Linked DNA regions of Homo sapiens: region 1 is linked to region 2. The links are chromatin loops, found by intact Hi-C in ENCODE. Cell type or tissue: chondrocyte. All regions are shown on one strand.

The links. Hi-C counts contacts between places; a loop is a spot of excess contacts. Peaks named below come from ENCODE experiments on the same cell type or tissue, not always from the same donor. Only the 100,000 strongest peaks of a DNase experiment are listed, where the experiment ranks them.
Region 1: a loop joins it to region 2, with 8 times the contacts of the local background. A loop is called at or near these places in 17 of 110 quality-filtered maps.

The regions. Positions count from the first base shown.
Region 1 is chr7:107,146,905-107,154,904 of GRCh38, reverse strand. PRKAR2B (protein kinase cAMP-dependent type II regulatory subunit beta) reads right to left here. Exons shown (of 11, transcript NM_002736.3): 7 at 3,882-3,983; 8 at 1,654-1,728. Among named protein-coding and RNA genes, the nearest start is that of HBP1, 18 kb to the left of the region's middle. RefSeq lists an enhancer at 1,829-3,028. In chondrocyte, CTCF peaks have their summits at 3,998, 4,283 (motif pointing right), 7,013 and 7,243 (motif pointing left); no DNase peak of the experiment used is centred here.
Region 2 is chr7:106,172,717-106,180,716 of GRCh38, reverse strand. No RefSeq gene overlaps it. Among named protein-coding and RNA genes, the nearest start is that of SYPL1, 64 kb to the right of the region's middle. RefSeq lists a silencer at 3,833-3,972. In chondrocyte, CTCF peaks have their summits at 1,819 (motif pointing left), 3,652 and 3,863 (motif pointing left); a DNase peak (open chromatin) is centred at 3,835.

The DNA of each region.
Region 1 (8,000 bases), 970 kb before region 2:
TAGCCTACTGACATTCCATTTCAAGGCTTTGGAAGGACTTCTAAAAGAAAAGTGTTGCTCTACCCATATACCTGTTCTTTCTTGCTTTTGTTTCTTAATGAACTCTGCCTTGATCTCCAATGATGCAGTCTGAATTAAACAATACAATATGGAAGATAATAATACAGACACTGACTTCTCTAAGCCTCTCAAAGTGATTCTGGAGAAACTTAAAATATTTCAAAACTCCTTAATACAAATTCAAGAAGTTTAGCATCTGATTCTATCACAAAAATAAATGTTGAATTTAGATTTTTAGAATATAGGGTGTATATGTATATTTATAAATGCTTAAAAGACAACAAATATGTAAGAATATCCTTAATAAACCCTAAGTATAGCATATCTCCTTTCCCTTATTCTTGTATCAGGTTTTCATAAAAGCTTCATATTAAGTTTTCGAGTGTTCTGAATCATAATAGGTCTATTAACTGCTGAGTAATTTTTAACTATTTTTAAAGCACGCTCTAAGTGTATGTAAAACTGGTGAAAACTGAATATGGTCTGTGAATTATGCCAATGTCATTTTCCTAGTTTTGATATTGTTATTAACAGTGATGCAAAACGCATTAGGAGAAACTGGGTGAAGAGTACACGGGACCTCTCAAAACTATTTTTGCAACTTCCTGTGAATCTATAATTATTTCAAAATAAAACCTTAAAAAATCATTTAAAACATGCTCTTTGCTTTGTTATTTACTAGTTTATACAGTAGAACTTTAACCTTGCTTGACTCCATTTCTTCCCAATCCCTGACTGCTCTAACACACACATACACACACACACACTCAGCAATGGGAGAGGGGTGTTGATCGAAAGATTTACTTATGTATTTGTCTTCTAAAACAATTCTTTTTCTCAGTCTCAAAGACCTTGAATCTTGTTTCCCATATAAAGGAAAAGACTGCATTTCAGATAAAGAGCACAAAACAGTATAAGGCTGTGATACAAAAATTACAGAATCTATTAAAAATCCATTTTAATCATTTGCTTAGTGCTTCAAAAATATAACTAGGAAACAAGGTACTATCATCTGCATGCTTTACCTGTGAACTTCAACAGTCTTCACAAATTCTACTTTTGGTAGCCCTACTCCAACCCAGGTATCTAATATTATTGGTTCCAGCTGGGATCTTAGAAAAGTATTAGGGATTAAATAACATGTTGACCCACATGTAGTCTTGGAAGCCAAAACAGTATATGTTGCAGTGTGTTCCTTTCTTGGTGAATTTTATCAAGGAGCAGCCTCAGGAATTTTCATCATGAACTGATCATGCAAAACTCTATAGAATTTTCCAGTGTACTTTCTGGGTCCTCATTAATGTCATGGAACATTCACCTGTTTTTTCCTCTTATAAATGACTACAATGATGCAGAAAACCATTTGATGGTTTAATACACCTTCATTAGGAGTTAATTACATAAACAAAAATATTCAATAGAGTAATGACTATAAATGAAACCATTTTTAACAGGTCATTTGGTAGAAGTAATATTTATTTAACCCATCACTGCATACTAATTTTAGAAATATGAAAAGTTTATCAAGATCTACCACTACAGGAACCTTTTGGAATATAACCCTAAACTGAATTACATTTCAAAATATCATACCTGAGCAATGATTTGTTCTCCATCGTTGTATACTTTGGTGCCTATCACATCTACTACTTTCAGGCGTTCAGAAAACTACAAAGAAAGAAAAACAATATTAAATAGAAACAAATTAACTGGGTAAGCTTATCTAGTTCGGGAGTAAAAAACTGGTAGCCTATAGGCCAAATAAATCGAGCAGTGTGTAGGTTGTATATGTGTTTGTTGTATTAATTACCAGCCAGCATTTTAAAATAATTTTTCATAAAAATTCAATCTCCAGCTTCTCTTGAAAAATCAGCATCACATAGCCCATATTTCCACATGGCAACAATAAAACTATGGTGGGATAGCAGCTGTTTCTTTAATGAAATACATGTTCTCCAATCTGCCAAAGTCCCTTCCTGGCTTGGTTTTCTTCTCTGTGTTACCTGCCTAGCTCTGAAGGCACCAGATTTCCAATCCCTGACCTACTCTTATTTAAAGAAATATGCTGCTGGAAAAGATCAGCTGTCTACCACGCACTGTGTGATGTGGACAAAATTTTTACCAGATGTAAGCTGATAATCCAACAGAGACATTCAAAAGGAGAAGCACTGCTGTTTTGACACTTGCCATTTTATAAGATGTTGTGGGTACATATATATGCCTGTCTTTAATTACTCTCAAAATACTTCAAATATGACAGTGAAATAGAAAAGCATTTAATTTAATGATGAAGTATGGAAAATGAAGCTGAATTTTTAGGGTAACAACAACCTACTCTCTCTCATAAGTCTCTACCTTCAAAGATAAAAACCTAAGAGCTGGTCTCATTGAGAAGACCTCTGGGCTGAGAAATGAAGGAGCCCTGCAGCTGTGTAGGAAGACATTCCAGACAGACGGCAAGTACAAAGACCCCGAAGTGGGTGTGGGACAGGTGTGTTTGAGGAGTGGCAAGAAGCTGATGTGTCAACAGAGAGATGATGAGTGTGGAGCAGTAGGAAATGAGGTTGGGGAAAATGGGTGGGGGAATGGGACAGTCTGTGCAGAGCCTTAGAGGCCATGTGAGGAGGAGCTTAAATAGAGCAGTGCCACAACCAGGGATTTTAAAAGATGACTCTGCAATTAGCCAGGCAAGAGGTGATGGTGGTTCATATGAGTCAGTGCTAACTCGAAGGTTTTTGGCCTGAGACACTGGAAGGATATGTTGCCATCTGCGGGGAAAGAGAAAAGGAGTAGATTTGGGACATACTAGGTTTGAGATGTCTATTAGACATCTGAGAGGAAATCTTACATTTGCAGTTGGATAAGTAAGTCTGACCTTCAAGGGAGGGGCCTTGCCCAGTGATATCAATTTTAAGAAGCATCAATATATGGACAGTACAGGTGGTCCCTGACTTACAGTGGCTTGATTAATGATTTTTCAACCTTACAGTTGTTTGAAAGCGATAGAAACTATACTTCTAATTTTGAGTTTCGATCTTCTCCCAGGCTAGCGATATGCAGTACAACGCCAGGCAGAGAGCCACAACGCCCAGCCAGCCTCACCACAATGAGGTGAACAACCCATGCTCTCCAGTGCACTGTGCTGCCAGGTGACTGTTCCCAGCTGTAGGCTGATGTGAGTGTCCTAAGCATGTTTCAGGTAGGCTAGGCTGAGCTCGAATGTTCCATAGTTTAGGTGTATTAAATACATTTTCTATTTATGATATTTTCAACTCACAATGGGTTTATTCGTAAGGTAACCCCATAGTAAGTCAAGGGACATCTGTATTTAAGGCCATGGGATTCGACATGTTCACCAAGTGAATAAGTGTATCCTGAAAAGAGAAGAGGCCAAGGACAGAGGCCTGGAATGCCAGTTTTAAGAGGAGAAGAAAAGAGGAATAAACAGCAAAGATGACTGAGAGGAAGAGGCCAGAGAGGACATTCTATATCTAGAGAACGCCTCACTGTAAAGTTACAACTAGTGGCTCTTGTCTACATCTATGTGATTATATTAAGTCTGCTATCAGATAAAGACCACATATAAATTTGCTATAGATGCTGGGTAGGAATGTATTACTTTCAAATAACAAAACAAATGAAATTATAGATAGCAGAAGAAACAATGAGTTATAAAAATTAGCACTACCATTTAATCTTTTCAAATAAAAACATGGATAGATTTTTTTTTATTCAAAGAAATTTTTCTATAGAACTAAATATTCCTAGCAAAACAGAAACTTTTAAAGCAAAATAAAATAAAAGCATAAACATATACTTACCTCCAAAGATTTAAGGAATGGCAGTGACTCAATAAAGCTTTCATACATTTTTCTCTTTTTGGCATTGTTTTTCACAATTATTCTCCTGAAGGTTACCCTGTCCTACAGGCAGAACAGTTAAAGGGTAAATTTTATGGGGGTAAAGCTATACAAATAGTTTTATTTTATTCCCTACAAGAAACAATGATTGAAGATTCTGAAATAAAAGATTAACATCATTATACTTTTAATGCAACTCATTTCATATTTTTATTTCGTCAAGCACAAAATATAATACAGAACCACATAAAATACTGTTTTCTTTTTTTTTTTTTTTTTTTTTTTTAAAGAAAGCATCTGTTGACTTTTTATACATAACAGAAATCTGACCAATATGTTGGGTTCTGCCCACAAGGAGGCGCTGTCACAGCATTTTTAAATATGTATACTAGCACTCTGTTCTTTTACTCTGTTATGTACTCTACGTTCTTTTTCATATCCACATTATGTCAAAATTTTCTTGTCAAAAATGTGGAGGGATGCCCAAAGAAATTATAAATGCTTAAAGTGATGGCTACTCCATTTACCCTGATGTGATCATTATATATTGTATGCTGTTATCGAAATAGCTTATGTACCCTGTAAATATATACACATAATATGTACTCATAAAAAAAATTTTTATTTAATGTGAAGGCACAGAGAAACTACAACTATGTTTTTGAGTAAGATCTAATTCCAGTGTTTACCATGTTCACAGTCTAAAATGTTCCTGTTTATACTATCATGCCCTCAAAGATACAGAACTCGGTTGAAGAACTAGTAAAAATTTTAAGGATACAGCTCAAAACATTATTTTCCTAAAAATTTTATTTTAAATAATTTCTCATAAAATATTTTAATTCTTTAATAAAAGCCTCAATAATTATGTTAGATTGGCATTCATTAATAAACAATTATACCATTTTAATAAAGTAAAAATTGGGATATATTATTTAATAAATTACTATGCCAATATTTTAATTTTTTTTTACTTTTATTTTTAATTTTTGTGGGTACATAGTAGGTGTATATTTATGGGGTACATGAGATGTTCTGATACAGGCATGCAACATGAAATATGCACATCATAGAGAATGGGGTATCTGCCCCCTCAAGCATCTATCCTTTGAGTTACAAAAAATCCAATTACATTTATTTTAAAATATACAATTTTATTATTGACTATGGTCACCCTATTGTGCTACCAAATACTAGGTCTTATTCATTCTTTCTTATGCCAACATAATAAGGCTGAATTTAAATGAACTAGTGCAATGGAGAAAAATGCCAGTATAGATGAAAGTCTCTAGGTGTGATGGACTGCAACTGAATGTTTCTATCACTCTAAAATCCCTCTGTTGAAATCCTAATCACCCAGGATAGTATTAGGTGGTGGAGCCTTTGGAAGATGGTTAGGTCATGAGGCTGGAGCCCTCATGAATGGGATTAATGTCCTTATAAAAGAGATCCCAATGAGCTCCCTTGCCCCTTCCACCATGTGAGAACACAAGTAGAAGACGCTGTCTGTTAAACAGGAAAACAAGCCCTCACCAGACACCGAATCTTCTGGTGCCTTGATCTTGGACTTCTCAGCGTCCAGACCATGAGAAATAAATGTATGCTGCTTAAGCCACCCATTCTATAACAGTCTGTCATAGCACCCCAAAAGGACTAAGACACTAGGAAATTAAACATCTTGTTTCCCAATTTGGTATTGGCTGTAATTTGGACTTGTTTTACTCCTAATACTTTTTTTAAAAGAAAATTTTACAAGATAATTAGCACAAATATTGAAATTATTTCCAAGCCTGGCTCTGCATCAGAATAAGCTATAGTATTAAAAAAGATTTCTGAGACACCAGACCTTAATGACTCAAGATCTCTGCATGTAGGGCTCAATAATTCATAAATGCTCCCAAAGTGATTCTGATATGTAATCAGGTTTGGAAATCAGGTATAACACCATTGTATGGACAGCGGTTATTGCAAAACAGAGAAGACTCAAAATAGCTTAATGATTTAGAAACTAATCATAATCAGTTATATCTCTCAGAAAGAATTTTCCATTAGTAACCTACCTCTTCACACCCACTGTGACATATAAAGTCCAGAATTTCAAATACTTTCATCCTGAAGCCATTTCAAAAATCACCTTTCCAAATCATCAGTATAGTCACGTAGATCATGTTAGCCCTAAGGCTAATAGTGACCAAATATTATTTACAGAGTGAGACTATTCTGCAATGGACTTTTCTCTTGGGCTTTTTTTGCTTATCTTTACACACCTGTATTTATAAGGCAGACCTCCAGTCTGTTGACCTTAAAAGAAAAATTTATTTTCTACTCGACTCTCCCTGAGAAGGAGTTATTATAATTAGTCAAGTCACCCTTAAAAAGTAGGCTTGAAATACTAAGTAATTATGTTAATTATTCTAACTTTTTTAGAAAGCTATTATATGTCAGGAGGATTATCACAAACTGCCCATTTTTATAAAATTTAATAACATGTATAGACTACTAAAAAGCTCTGAAAATGCTTAATCCTATCTTAGGAACTTAAGTAGTACGTGCACTAGGAAATTCTGGGTCTTTTATACCCCATTAAAGTTTCTACAAGGGCTAAAAACTATCAGTATTCAAAGAGGCCAACCTATAAAACAGTTGATCTTATTCTGAAGATGTGCAAGGAGGCAGTTTCCTCACTGTGTGACAATCTGACAATCTGAATCTGAACGGCAACCCCATTGGAATGACTACATTTGAAAAGTAAACCTTCCTGAATAAAACAGGTCATGGCAGATGCTAGATTTATCCCACCACTTTAATTACAGGCAGACAAAGACTTCTGTGGGTGAAGGACTGTCCTGGTTTGAAGTTTTTTCTTTGCTGGCTTTGGGTATTCAAATCACTGACAGTTCTTTCCTTTTCCTGAGACAATTCAGCTTTTCCTCTAAACCTTAAAAAAGTGACTCATCACATTTTTAAATAAGTATATAATAACTGGTTCCAATTAAAAGAAATGTAAAATGTCTTGTCTCTTTGATCAAGAGATATTTTTTATCAGCTGAATTGACTTCAGAGTCAAATGCTGAACTGTGACTAAATAATGTGTGACTTCCACAATGCTATATACAGTAGTCCTTGGAAATGAGACTTTTAACAGACTTCATATTTACTTCAACCTCTTCTCTTTCCACAAAAGGATTTGAGAGAAATAACCCAATAAATGCATGTCAAAACTAGTGGGTGGGCTATTTTCAACAATTTTAAAAGAAAATACATATACTGTAAACATTTCCCTAAATCGATGCTGTTTAAGGTTTGGCCTGACATCAGGCAGTACTGCCATCTCCTGGGAGCTGATGAGAAATGCAAAAATCACGGGCCTCACCCCAGAACCACTGAATCAGAATCTGCATTTTAACTGGATTCCCAGGTGATTTGTAAGCATATTAAAGTTTGAGAATCACTACCTTAAATACAATCCTCCAGAAGGAGCTTTAGTAGTGCCTAATAATTTGCATCCTATCATATGTGAAAATATTGCCCGAATGTATCTTTAAACCAGCTTTTAAGTCTTGCGGGAATACCACATTAAGAAATGTATTTAAAAGTACTAATGCTCAGGTCCCAGTGCTGAAGATTCTGATCAATTTGCCCATGGTGAGGTCTAGGTAAGAGGATTTTTTTTGAGACAGAGTCTCGCTCTGTCGCCCAGGCTGGAGTGCAGTGGTGCAATCTCAGCTTCACTGCAAGCTCCGCCTCCCGGGTTCATGCCATTCTCCTGCCTCAGCCTCCTGAGTAGCTGGGACTACAGGCACCCACGACCGTGCCCGGCTAATTTTTTGTATTTTTAGTAGAGACGGGGTTTCACCGTGGTCTCGATCTCCTGACCTCGTGGCTAGGTAAGAGGATTTTAAAAAAATACTCCAGGTAATTCTGATGTGGGGCACATGAGCACAGCCACCAAGCATTTTTTCCCTACACAACTGCTTTTAAATGCAGAGTAGTTACCAATCAATTTATAGCACCAAGAGCATCCTTTTATACTGGTTTCTCAAACTCCGAATTTCTGATGCAGTAGGTCAGAATCAGTGG
Region 2 (8,000 bases):
CTCATTCCCCAACAATGGGGAGCATTGCTTATTAATTTATTAGAGACAGGGTCTCACTCTGCTGCCCAGGCTATAGTGTAGTGGGGTGATCACAGCTCATTGCAGCCTCAAATTCCTGGGTTCAAGCAATCCTCCCTCCTTGACCTCCCAAAGTGCTGGGATTACAGGCATGAGCCACCATGCTGGCCCAAGTGTTGCTTGCTGATGGCTCACAAATCCTCCTTTCTAGGAAGCCTGCTTCTAATTAAGGAGCTGCTTGCCCAAGGTCTGCTCCCATCCCTGAGGCAGCCACTATGTCCCCATAACTGGTGGATGAAGAGGGTGTAAAGCTCAGCCCCACTGCCTCAATTCAGGACCTCTGAAGAGCCACCCTGACTCCCCACGGGGCTTCCCCAGTCCACATGCAATACAGCTGCATGCAAATCTCTGACTCTCAGTATGTTTCCCAGGTCCCAGTGCAAGCCCCATCTACTCGGCACCCCTCACCCCACCCCAACCTTACCCCTACCCACATTGGGTCCCTTCCCCTGCATTAGCCTCAGAAAACTGGATACTCAGAGACCTTTGTGGGTCTGAGCCTCAAGAACACAGCGGCTGAGGCACAAAAGAGGGAGCCCTCACTGTCTCTGGCCCCACACAGAGGTGACGCTGCTGCCACAGTCACAGCAGTCAGCCGGACACTCCACATGCTCCGCGTGCTCCTCAGTCTGCAGGACAGTTGCCAAAACAATCAACCCAGGTGTTTGCTCTGAAGAAGAAAATATGCAGCGCTCCCGCTTCATAGTCACACAGGCGGAGCGAGAAGCCAGGAGGGTCCCACCCAGGGAAGGGCTGCTTTCTTACCCAGCTGGGTTCTGCCCAGAGGCCAAAATGTCCCACCCTATACTCAGGAAGCTCTCAGAGACATTGGTTCCAAGAAATGCAGGGTAAGGAACAATGGTTTAACTGATGCTTTTCTTCTTCCATTCATTCAACCAACATTCGCTTGAGCTTCCACTGTGTTGGGCTCTGGCGTAATCTGGGGGACCCAAGGGGGACTAAAACAGAATCCTTTTCATCAAGAGGTTTACAATCTGGTGCAGGAGATGGACATGAAATAGGCAGTCCCAGGAAGTCCTGCGAGAGGCAGTATGCACAGTAGTGAAGAACTTGGGCTCTGGAGCCAGAACACCCAGCTTCAATTCCTGCAGGACCTTGGGCAAGTCACTTACCTCTCTGAGTCTCAGCGTCCTCATCTGTGAAATGGGGATGATAGCAGTGCCTACCTCACACAAGGTCTAAATGAGTTAATACCTGAGAAGTGTTTACAATAGTGCCTGGTGGGCCCAACACAGTGGCTCACACCTATAATTTCAGCACTTTGGGAGGTCAAGGCAGGGATCGCTTGCACCCAGGAGTTGGAGCCCACCCTGGCAACATAGTGGGACCTCGTATCTACAAAAAATGGAAAATTAGCCAGGCATGGTGGCATGTGCCTCTAGTCCCAGCTACCCAGAAGGCTGAAGCAGGAGGATCGATTGAGCCCAGGGAAGTTGAGGCTGAAGTGAGCTGTGATCATGCCACCACACTCCAGCCTGGGTGACAGAGCGAGGCCCTGTCTCAAACAAATAAAATGAAATAGTGCCTGGTACAGAATCCTGATTGTTAGGTATTGTGAATATTGGCGTGAAAGAGAGAAGGGTGCTGAGGACTCATATCAGGAGGTCAGGGTTCCAGCCATGAAACTTACAACCTCTGAGGGCTACAGCTTGCCTGTCTGTAACATGAGCAGATCCAAACAAAGGATCCCTACAGCCCTTCTAGTGTTGGAGCTGTGGGCTAGAGGTGCCACCCACTGGGCACCTACTAAAGTAGTAGTCAGGGGAACATCTCCTGCCTTGGACATGTAGGATTTAGGGAGAAAGGGAGGACTTTGCTTCACTTGGCTTCACAGGAGGTTTGATGATGGCTGACAGCCTGTTGCCAAGGACATCAGCTGAGGATAGGCAGGATGGTTCATGCCCAGGCAGGCACCTCCTCCATCCCAGGGCCCCAGGACCTAGGGGCTACAACCCCCCTCCACATGCATCTCCTCTCCTCTCCTCCCCTCAAGGCCGCCTGCCCCATCTCTGGACCCACATTCCTCTTCTCTTTGTAAATGCCACTGACAGCCTGCAGTTTTGCACACGCATCTGCTTGCTTGGCCAGAGGGACTATCGACTCCACAGCACACATCAGCAGGGAACTTTCAGAGGTCATGGGCCAAGGCTTTGGGGAACATAGTCCTGTTGGTGAATGCCCATGTCAGGAAAGGACACTGAATGACAGACACATGAACGCTGGAGCTCAGAGCAAGGCTGGTGGCTCCCCAAAACAGTGGCTTGGGAGAGAACAGGCCAGCTGGCAGCACTTCACTGTGTGATGCAGACTGTACCCTCTGCTAGGCCACCAACCAGAGGGGCATTCCTGGCTGTGGAGAAGGGAGGAATGATGGAGCAAATTCAGAGGGATCCCAGGATCTATTTTGTGTTGTCTTATTCTCTGCCAGTTCTTGCCTTCTCTCTCTTCTCCTCATCTTCAGTTAAGAAAAATGGAAGCACAGTGTGGGGGGTAGCCAAGACCTTGGACCAACCTGGATGCTAATTTCAATCCACAACACTGGACGTAAGCCCTGGCCAGCAGTCCTCAGCTACTTTCAGCTCAGCCACCCGAGGCTCCTAGGGCTGAAAATACCCGAGCATCTGATGAAGCAGCTGCAGGTTAAATTTAGCCCTGGCGAACCTGGGACTGATCTGGGTGCTAGAAGCAGCAGAGCAGACTGACTGACGCACCCAACACAGGTGTGAGGGCCAATGATGGCACCTGGGAGGGAAGCACCTGGGAGGGAAGTGGAGCAAGGGAAAGAGACAGAGCAGGGCCCAAAGCCAGTTCTCATCTTGCAGGAGTGTGACAGGACCCGTCAGCCCGGCACTGCTGTTAGCGGATGCCAGGCAGGTAGCATCAACGAGCAAAGCAGAAAGATGTACAGAAAGGGGAAGGGTGGGATTGTGATAAACTGCAAAGCAGATGTCCCACCTAAAACCACTGGAATAGCCTGGGCGACAGAAGGAGACTCTGTCTCTAAATAAACAACAAAACCACTGGAATTTAGGTTTTTAAATAACATCATGTTAGCCAAATAAAATCCTGCATTTGATCTGCAGACTCTTAGTGTGATACCCTGGCCTAGTTGAATGGAGAAGCCAACCCCATGGCCACTATTTCACCATCAGCTATTTCATTCTTTGTTTCTTCAGAGTCTCCTGTTAAAATCCAAACAGACCTCGGGCTTTGAGCTTTCTTAGCTAACTCGGTTATTCTTACTGATCTCTTTAAAGAAGGAAGAAAGGGGAAACAATCAGCGTGCATGAATAAATTAACTGGTAAATTAGCACCTAATATGTTCAGAATCAACTATTTGTTACCTGTATTGAGCAGCAGTTACTGAATGCAAAGAATTCCACTCAACTGGGGTTGGAGTCAGACAGGCTTTGGTCTCAATCCTGGCTCTGCCATCACTGGGAAACTAATTAACTTCCCCAAACTGCAGCTTCCTCTGCGTAGGGTGGAAATCATATGCCTTTCTTGGATTGTTATGAAGATTAAATGAAATAACCCAGGACAGTGTTCGACATGAGATAATTCATGCTCAGTAAATGGTGGATGAACTTTAATCATCTGAAAGCCAGGTTCTGTGGGACAGGGACTAAGAGTGGAAGGGGAAGAAGGCAGTGGGAGAGCCCTTCACCAGCTCACAGCTTTCCTGGAGCCGGCATTCCAGCCCGGGTCAGGCCTCATGCAGAATCAGAGGGCTTCGGAGCCACGTGGGGCCACACTGCCCCCCTGTGCCCATTTGCCACACTGCGGCTGCATTCATGCAAAGCTGCCATTTGAGATGCAGAATCCGGCCAGAAGACCACGACTTCACCATTGTCTCTACTCCGCTGGAACCCCTCCCTGCTGTCTTGTGCTGAGCTGGGTGGTTGTGGAAGCCAATTATCTAAGACTGCAATAACCTGTGTTGTCCAGTCACCCAAGCAAGCTACCCCCACACTGGGGAGCACATGTCCAACTTCCCTGAGCCAGCACTCACCCACAGATGGCCAGGTACTGCAATCACCTGGATAGATTTGGAAATAAATACCCACTGACACCCATCCAGACCTACAGAATCAAAACCTCTGAGGATGGGTCTGGGGGATCCATATAAAAAGAAAAACCTTCCCAAAGGAACTTACATTCAGCCGATTTTGAAAACATACTGCTTTAACCCCTTACTGGGCTGCTCTGCAATACCTCTTCGGTCTGACTTGGTTTTGTAAGTGACACAAGCAGAAAAACACTGTGCTCTCTGCACTGAAAATGAGTATTCCCATGGAGCTGGAGAAGCAAGGAGGTAAGGAGTAGATGAAAGGAAGCAGACAGAGCAGGAGGTAGAAAAAAGGAGATCCTGAGGAAGACACAGAAAGGAAGGAAAACAGGCACAGAGAGAGAAAGAAATGGGAAAGAAGAGGAAAGGGAGGAGAACAGAGGGAGGGAAGGGGGAGAGAGATATAAAGAAATACATGAGAAAGATGCAGCACACTCCTAAACTCATGATAGCATTTGCTAGGGCAGTGATAACCTACGCCAAAACAATAGACATATAGTAGATTAAGAAAAAAAGTATTTCAATGTAGGCATAGGATTCATACCTACAATATGCAAAAAAAGGTTCTACATATTGACAAGGATATAAAAAACGCAATGGAGAAATGAGCAAAGACATGGAGAGAAGATCCAAGTAGCCAAGACATGAAAAAGTGTTCAGCTCACTAGCAGTTTGGGAAATGCAGATCATTATTGTATACCTATACTTACTGGCAAAAATCAGAAAGCCACTTACTTATAGCTGAGTGGGATGTAGGGGAAAGGATTTCTTTAAATCTTGATGGCAAAAAATATAAATTGTTACTGAACTTTGAAAAGCTATCTGACGTCATCTAACAAAATTTACCACTCAATCAATCCACCTGCTCCATTCTGGGGACTTGATGCTCTCAAGATAAAAGCACCAGGACACATCAATATTTGCACAAGAATGCTAATTGCAGCATTGTTCCCAGTAGCAAAAACACCAGTACAAAGAAAAAGGCCATTAATAGGGTACTGTTGAATAAACACTGATAGATCTAGCCCATTCAATATGGCTTTATACAGCAATTAAATGGAATGAATAGAGCCATATTGGAGTTGAAATTTAAGGAATGAGGTACTGTGTGGAAAACAATCATTAAAAATATAGGGTAAAAGTGTTCATAATATTGCTCCATTTTTGTAAAACAACATAATGATAGAAATTTCTGTTGTGTATATGTGTACGTGTGTGTGCAGGGCTGGCATTCAGCCAGTGTACACTGATAAAACCATATTGGACATTTTAGCAAGCGTTCACTGTGTTTGGTTGGTGCTGTGCATACTGCAGCCAGTACGTATTTGCTACATATTTTGAATGTCATTCCTGCAATATATGCATTCATATTATTGTATATAAGTATATAATAAATATGGAGAAAATATAGATGGCTGCATTGTAGGCTGTTAACATGGATTACTTGGAAAGGAAAGGAGACTTCTTTAGGTAGGATAAGGGAAAATAAAAGAGGGGATAACCGATCTAATAAGGAAAAGACAAAGACAGCAGGAAAACCTGTGTAACACAATCATAAATATGCTATGCACTTCTGTAAAAATATATATATGTTTCCAAGTATATAGCATTTTGAAAATATAAATGTGAGAAGCTTGTATTAGTCAGCAATTGTTGCAATCATGCCATGTAACAACCCAAACCCAAAAATCTCGGCAAGTACAATAAAAGCATGTATTTCTCACTCACGGATCAGTGGGTTGGCTGGTGTGACTGCTTTAGGCTGTGGGTCAGGCTCCCTGTGTCTCTCATTCTGAACCAGAACCACCTGGGGCATGCTCTTCTCATGGAAAATGGCAGTGGCACAGGAGGGAAGCTAAGCCATACAAGCACACGTAAAGCCTCTGCTCATGCCTCATTCACTTGCACTCTGATGTCTGAAGGAAGTCACATGGCCAACCCAACATCAGTGGGATAATATGTTCTTCCCATAAAGGGGTGGCGGGGGTATGGGAGAGGGAGAGCAAATGCTTGCTAAATGAAAATACAGTCTCCCCCAGAATCCTGTGGAAAGCTGGGCAAGAGAGGATGATTGTACCATGGAGAGAGCTCTCTTGGGGAAAAAAAAAAAAGAGAGAGAGACAAGTGAAGACAATGCCAAGGGCATGTTGTACAAATGGCCTAGTCAGTTGAAGAACACAGATAGCCCTGTCCTGACACATCGTCACAACAGATGAGATACCTGTTGGGGAAAGGGTGTAAATTGGTGCAACATTTTTGGAAAGCTGTTTAATAATATCGCTTAAAATATAAAATGCACAAACTTTAAAAACAATCTACAATTTCCTCCTGGAATGGAACCTTATCTGTGGATATACTAGCCAAATGATATCAAGTAAGGCAATGTTTATAGTAGGAAACAAAAACTAGGAAAAAAACTAAATATCAGAAGAATATGGTTAAATAAATCATACTATATCCATAAAATGTAACATTCTGCAGTTGTTAAAAACAAAATACTAGCACTCTATATGTGCACATATCTAGAAATATCAAGATATATTAAGTTTAAAATGAAAATTCAAAAAAATGAGCAAAGAATATAAACAGGCAAGTCATCAAAGAAAACTCAAATTGTCAATGAATATAAAACATGCTCTTCTTCACTAGTGAGTAGGAATTTCTAATTACAAAAACAGTAAGATAGCATTCCACCCTCAGAAAAATTCATTTAAAAAATCTGATCATACCAAGTACTGGCAAAAATGTGGAAAAGCAGAAACTCTTCCGTGGTAGCAATAGCATCATTCGCAAGTAGTAAAGGAAACTGCGTCTTGAAACTTCTGCTCAACAAAGGGACAGCTAATGATATAGAAGGACCTTTTGTTTTCTTTTTTCTTTTGGAGACAGAGTTTCCCTCTGTCGCCCGGGCTGGAGTGCAATGGAGTGATCTCAGCTCACTGCAACCTCCACCTCCTGAGTTCAACTGATTCTCCTGCCTCAGCCTCCCAAGTAGCTGGGATTACAGGCATGCACCACCATGCCCAGCTAATTCTTGTATTTTTAGTAGAGATGGGGTTTCACTATGTTGGCCAGACTGGTCCTGAACTCCTGACCTCAAACGATCTGCCCTCCTTGGCCTCCCAAAATGCAAGTATTACAGATGTGAGCCACTGCTTCCAGCCTGTTTTCTTTTTATGATAATTATAATAATGTAGATATAGGCTGTGAATTTTAAAAAAGCATTTAGAAAAGGCTTTCATGGCATCCAGGTGGGGAATATAGAGCTATGTGGGTTGAAGATTAGAACGATTAGGAGCATCCATAGCTGGCTAAAAAAAGGAAGTACAGATTGATTATCCAGCAAGTGTGAGCCAAAAGGGGTCTCTACTGGTGTGCCAAGGGTCTCTAGACTAGACTCTTGCAATGTCTCAACTGACAAGATGGATGGCCTGGTCATCAAATGGTCAAATTATTCATCCAGCATAGTGCACATCCAACCAATCTACTGGGCAAAGGCAAAAAAAATTCAAAAAGACCGGGCAGATAAAATGAATATGTCCACAAACAACAAAACGAGTGTCAAAGGCATCAATGTGAAGCCAAGTGTTTGAGTACAAATATTCACTGGGACAAGTGCAGAGTCAGAGATATGAGGTTTGTCAACAGTCCATGTAAAAAAGAACTGGGAGGGTTTTTCACTCATTAAAAGATCAATTTAAGTCAACAATATATGTGTCTACCAAAAGTAAAAATAAAAATCTATACAGACTAAGCTATGTCATTAGAAGAGTTCAGAAGTTGTTGAAGTAATTACATCATTACATGAGGTGTCTGTTCAGATTTGGTTTCT